2 separate regions of the Homo sapiens genome follow, and region 2 is linked to region 1. The links are chromatin contacts, found by Hi-C or POLR2A ChIA-PET in ENCODE. All regions are on one chromosome and are shown on one strand. Each heading gives the region's core, a stretch centred on a gene start or an enhancer-like site at or near the end of the contact. The rest is flanking DNA. Distances are from core to core; before and after follow the strand shown. Region 1 holds the start of FIP1L1 (factor interacting with PAPOLA and CPSF1). Region 2 overlaps LNX1 (ligand of numb-protein X 1).

Region 1 (2,934 bases), core at 352-2,851:
ACCACGAGTTCCAGACCAGCCTAGGCAACATGGTGAGACATTGTCTCTACAAAAAATAAAAAATTAGCCAGGTGTGGTGGCACCTGCTTGTCTGTAGTCCCAGGTACTCAGGAGGCTGAAGTGGGAGGACTGTTTGAGTCTGGGAGGTAGAGACTGCAGTGAACAGTGACCCTGCCACTGCATTTCAGCCTGGGTTACAGAGTAAGACTGTTTTTTAAACAAAACAAAACAAAACAAAACAAAACAAAACAAAACAAAAAAACAGGCCGGGCGTGGTGGCTCATGCCTGTAAGCCCAGCACTTTGGGACACCAAGGTGGGCAGATCACCTGAGGTCAGGAGTTCAAAACCAGCCTGGCCAAAATGGTGAAACCCCCTCTCTACTATAAATACAAAAATTGGCTGGGCATGGTGGTGCGTGCCTGTAATCCCAGCTACTTGGGAGGCTGAGGCAGAAGAATCGCTTGAGCCCAGGAGGTGGAGGTTGCAGTGAGCAGAGATCGCACCACTGTACTCCAGCTGGGCAACAGAGTGAGACTCCGCCTCAAATAAATAAACAAACAAACAAAAAACCTAGACAAACCTAGAGCTCCAGTTTGAACCATGGTATGTCATCTTTTCACTGGAAGATGTGCTTTCAGAAGCGGCCTGAACATTTGGTTTACCTATTAAAATAAAAACTGTACATACTTTATGATCTATCTTTGAGAAACAGACAAATCTGCAAGGAGCCGTGTGGATCTTCATTGTCATTTTTTGTTGTAGTTAAAAGTGTAAAGTCAAAAGCAATCTGGGTGTACATCAATGGAGAAATAGCCATATTCACTCTGTGATAGCCATACTATGCAATTTTATGAAGCACTTAAAATAGATATAGTTTGATTCATACTAAAATGAAAAAGAGCTCCAAGACACGGATGCTAAAAAAAAAGAAAAAAAAGGAAGTCGAAGGATGATACTATACTGTACTGTACTATTTAAGACTTGTCAATCTCAGGTTCTCCCACCAAAACAGCACAACACATGAAGTAAGTGTATAGGAAATTTCGGAATGATGAACTCCAAACAGGATATGCATCTGTAGCAAGGGCTACCTCCGGAGAGAAGGGTAGGGGAATGAGGCGGTCTTTGACCTTGACAGTAATTTATGGTTTTTAACAAGGAGAGTGCATTCTTCATCTATTAGTTTTGCTTTTGTTGGCTGTGAAAATTAATTTTTTGAGAAATAGTACTGATTGTGATTTCTTCTCTATTCAGTGAGGAAAGGGAGTGACAGGTAATGATTCTGTATCAAGGCTGATTAAAGAATAAAAGAAGGCCTTTCTGAAGATTAAAAAACAAATAAAAAGTTGAGAAGAAAGAGCACGAAGAGTAGAAGGGAACAATGGTGTACTCGCCAGCAATGGCAATACGGGTTATTAAAAAGAAGGGTGGGGGCGGGGAACCCTGGCCGACTCAGGACGCCACGGGAGGAAGCCACGCAAAATAGCAAACCGGGATCCTAGAGGGGCGGGGCCCACCTCAGCGCGCAGGCGCAACCAGGCCCAGGTGGCCGCCGCGGAAGCGAAGCCACCTATACGCGCCGCGCCGCTTGGGTCTCCTGCGCATGCGCAGACGGACCTGCGCTGGAGGCTTCATCTTTGCCGCCGCTGCCGTCGCCTTCCTGGGATTGGAGTCTCGAGCTTTCTTCGTTCGTTCGTCGGCGGGTTCGCGCCCTTCTCGCGCCTCGGGGCTGCGAGGCTGGGGAAGGGGTTGGAGGGGGCTGTTGATCGCCGCGTTTAAGTTGCGCTCGGGGCGGCCATGTCGGCCGGCGAGGTCGAGCGCCTAGTGTCGGAGCTGAGCGGCGGGACCGGAGGGGATGAGGAGGAAGAGTGGCTCTATGGCGGTACGAAACTTCCTGTCTCTGTCTCTCGGGTTCTCTCAGGCCTCCCCTCTTGGCCCTCAAACGGCCGGCGTCCCTGGCCTCTCGCGCCGCCGCTTCGGGCCTCTGGTTGGGAGTCCTGTCCGGCCTGACTTAGGCCGAGCGCGGCGTGCGCGTGCCCCCAGTCCCCGCGGCGGTCTCCCGCCTGGCCCACGCCCACCATGCGCATCCACCCCTGTGGCGGCCGGGCCGGGCTGGGGGGCTGTGACCGGTCCTGGCCCCCGGCTTCGCTGTGCTTTCCCCGAGGCGTCTCGATCGCCTAGCTGCTGCGCTCTTTACCCTTGTTTTTTTCTGTCGATTCTGAGGTGGTGGTTTTTGGTGTCTGTTTTTGCCCTGTGGCCTTAGGGTGCCCTTCCTGTCCCTTCTTTCAGAAACAGTCATTCTGTAATAATAGCTAAATAAAGTTAATGCTGTACAACTAACGTCTTGTTTCTTGATGGTCAGTTTGTATGGAATGCACCTGCAAGGGTACCTCCTTGTCTGAAAGTCGTGCTTTAAAAATAATTAATTAAGAGAGAGAGAGAGAAAGATGGCCCATAAAGAAAACTCTGAATGTCTCCTGTATTAAGGTGAAGTTATTCTTTTTTAAGAGACTACCGTTTAACCTACATCATGGAGGTATCTCATGACCCTTCGGCTTATAGTTTTCAGTGTCATCTCATGTATTTGTTTTTCTCAAAATAAATTTAATGCATCATGTACTTCTCTCTAGAAGGGTACTTGTTTGACATCTGGTTTTTAACTTTAAGTCACAATCCCTTCTTGCTTGTTAACACCAGATTTGAAAGTTAATGTTTGTTCCTTGCCTAAAACATATATTCTTGATTGTCTTTAGAATAGAATAGTAAAAGTGCACTTTGGGCACCATGCAGGTCCTTGATGATGTGACTTTGATAAACTTGTAAAAAAAAATCGTTTGGTGGCAAGATTTAGCATTAGTTACTACTCTTTGAAATGTGAATGTGTAGGATTTCTTTTACAAAGATCTGGAAATCTTCATTACCTCTTAAATTT
Region 2 (2,774 bases), core at 213-2,712, 99 kb after region 1:
GTATTTGGAGCAAAAAGCACCTCACATTGTCCTCTCTTACACAAATGAATAATGAAGGACTTTGATTACATGACAGAATAGCTTTCAAACACAAAAAACAAAATAATTTTAATAGATCCTAGTTTCAGAAAGATTTTTAAAAATAAAACTTTAAAGTCATACTCTCTACTTTCACTCAGGCTCAGTTCTAAAATGTCTAAAGGGTTTTAAACTGACTCAACGCTCAGATTTTAACTGTTTAAGGACTTTTGAAAATGTACTGATTTAGAAAATAATTTATCAACTAGTGAAGGCTCAAAAAGGAATCTAGTTAATTTTGTATTTGAGGCAGGGTTTTGTTTTTCTTAAAAAACTCATTTGAAATGTAAAAAGAGAGAGAGACTTATCTCCACCCTCAAGAAAAACGTACTAAAACTAAACGTCTCACTTTCATTTTTCCATATTTAGTCCTATGCTAGTATATCTTCAGTGATGCTAATATTTAGCATTATTCACACATTGGAACAGCAAGATAATCATCTGAAGGCCAACAGTTTATGCTCTCATGCAGGTGAGCAAACACCAACTTGTCTGTTCTTTGAATAGTTCTGTACTGGCCATTTTGTAGGGCTGACCCCAAATTCTTCCCTGAAGTAATTAAGTGAGACAAGTAATTACGTCACTGTAAGGCTCTAAAATGTCACTAAAATGACAACCCAGCTACTTCCTGAAGTTTTACACAAGAACTCCTCAGGAGCAGGCCCTAAGGAGAGATGATCTAAGAAATGTCTCCAAACAAAAGGTGCTTAAACATCTTAGCAAAGGCGAAGTGCTCTGGGGCATTGTTTTATGTGCAGCCAAGGCCACTCAAAAGATAAAACTGGCTGGACATGGTGGCTCACACCTGTAATCCCAGCACTTTGCCAGGCCGAGGCAGGCAGATTGATTGAAGTCAGGAGTTTGAGACCAGCCTGGGCAACATGGTGAATCCCCGTCTCTACTAGAAATACAAAAATGAGCTGGGCGTGGTGGTGTGTGCCTGTAATCCCAGCTACTTGGGGAGGCTGAGGTAGGAGAATCATTTGAACCCAGGAGGCCAAGGTTGCAGTGAGCCGAGATTGCACCACTGCACTCTAGCCTGGGTGACAGAGCAAGACTCTATATAAAAATAAAATAAAATAAAGCCACAGAAGGCAGTCAGCCTCCCTGCAAGATCCCAGGGCTGCCACTAGCAGATTAGGCGAAGGTGAACCTTCTCCTAGGCAGTGCAACTCAGCTCCAAGGGGTGTAAACACAGGCTGGGTCTCTGCCCCCTCTGCCTGTCTGTGGAGCTCTCTGCTGCATGAACAACCTACACAGCTGTACATGGCAGTCCTGTGAGCTCCTCAACCTGAACGCCAAACAGTATTTCCACATCCAGGCTTTTGTCTTTGCCCTAGAATGTCCGCATGCATTTTCAGTTACAAATGGGAAGAGAGAATTATTTCACAGTCCCACAACCAAGACTGGGTCTAATTAAGATGCTAGTGCCATGAATCAGCCCTAGAGAGTGAAAGAGTGGTTTAAGAAATGTAATCGTTTTCTCCCACGCCCCTACAGGGATGTTGTGTTTGGACTTACCGTGGTAATTCCAGCCACATGACCCAGGATGGGGACCAGTCACTGGGTGGGGCCATGTTGTGGTTGGAGTCCAGGGCTGCTGGGCTGCTGCAGTCTTCCTGGGGCTCATACTCTTTGACTTCCAAAGCTTTGAGTACTATCGAGGATGATGTTCTTTTCAATAATGCCACTGCCTCACTCCGGCTGACCTCTGTCAGTTCGACCCCATCCACATTCAACAAAATGTCACCTGATGGCCAGAGAAGCAGAAGCTATCTTTAGTGAGAGCACAAACAGGGACTTCTGCTTAAAGTGCAAGGGGATAGGGGCTGACTGGGATTGCAGGGATGCAGAGAGGGCAAAGGTTTTCTTTGTTGACGGGAGGCTGGGTGCTCACATAGCAAATGGTAAACAGTGTGTGCATTCCAAGGTGCTGTTAAGACTTGTTTGGGGTTTTCTAAAGCACAGCTATCGGTGTTTTACACAAGAATACCGCTGAAGGAAGGAAGGAAGGGAGTGAGAGAGGAAAATTAGTCTTGTTCACTATTTAATCAAAGAAAACCTACTTTTTCACTCTTTTGTTTCTTGTTTTTAGCATAAAGTAGGAGGATTTGGCAAAAGCTCCAGCATTTGCACGGAGCCAGGCATGTAGTAGGCCTCCAGTAAATATGGATTGAATGAAAAGAAACTACCCATGAGAGTGTCTGGCAGAGGAGTCTTGGAGCTGCACTCTTAAAGAAGCAGAAAGAAAAACATTTTCATTGCTAAGGTGAAAATAGCTACTATTGGTTAAGCGCCTACTATGTGCAGGATCATTTCCATATAGATCATATAATCCTCTAGCTTATGTTCTGTTAACAAGTCATTTGTTAACAAGCCACTTTGTTTGGCCTCATCATTTTCCACCCAGATGTTTTGCAGAAAAGAGAAATTAAAATATACATCTCCCCTATTTCCATTTTCTATTTTTTTATCTTCATCCTGTTTTTTTCTGTCCCCTTTTGCTTAACTTTCTTATACAGAATAACCACAGCAAGAGCAAAAAGACAGGAGGAGAAAAAAGAGAAAGGCCTTGAGTCCTTTCTGACCCGAAAGAAGCATCTTTCAGACAGCTGACTAAATCTCTTAAGATACCATCCCCCTGTGGCTCCTCAGGCTCAGCAGCTGTACTTGGGAAACTTCACAGTTTATCTCTT

Evidence for each region. A loop is a pair of places that touch in the nucleus more often than their neighbours do. ChIA-PET counts read pairs that join two places held with the same protein, here RNA polymerase II (POLR2A). Pooled maps may share reads with other maps.
Region 2: a loop to region 1 is called in a map of mammary epithelial cell, with 5 times the contacts of the local background. The contact joins the enhancer-like site here to the promoter of FIP1L1 in region 1. A Hi-C loop is called at or near these places in 3 of 168 maps with a recorded cell type or tissue (Caco-2, chondrocyte and mammary epithelial cell) and 1 of 50 pooled maps. POLR2A ChIA-PET finds 5 or more read pairs at or near these places in 3 of 52 experiments (Caco-2, MCF 10A and RWPE1).

The regions. Positions count from the first base shown.
Region 1 is chr4:53,376,040-53,378,973 of GRCh38, forward strand. FIP1L1 (factor interacting with PAPOLA and CPSF1) reads left to right here and starts at 1,602. Exons shown (of 18, transcript NM_030917.4): 1 at 1,602-1,884. The coding sequence starts at 1,800. LOC105377654 (a long non-coding RNA gene) reads right to left here and starts at 1,701. Exons shown (of 3, transcript XR_007058118.1): 1 at 1,620-1,701. RefSeq lists enhancers at 1,320-1,868, 1,670-1,759, 1,810-1,929, 1,869-2,417 and a silencer at 2,090-2,179.
Region 2 is chr4:53,475,154-53,477,927 of GRCh38, forward strand. LNX1 (ligand of numb-protein X 1) reads right to left here. Exons shown (of 11, transcript NM_001126328.3): 9 at 1,600-1,828. Among named protein-coding and RNA genes, the nearest start is that of LNX1-AS1, 24 kb to the right of the region's middle. Within about 2 kb of position 1,463, at least 3 of the 41 ENCODE cell types and tissues checked have a DNase peak (open chromatin) inside an H3K27ac peak, as active enhancers do; they include mammary epithelial cell, where a contact is called at or near this core.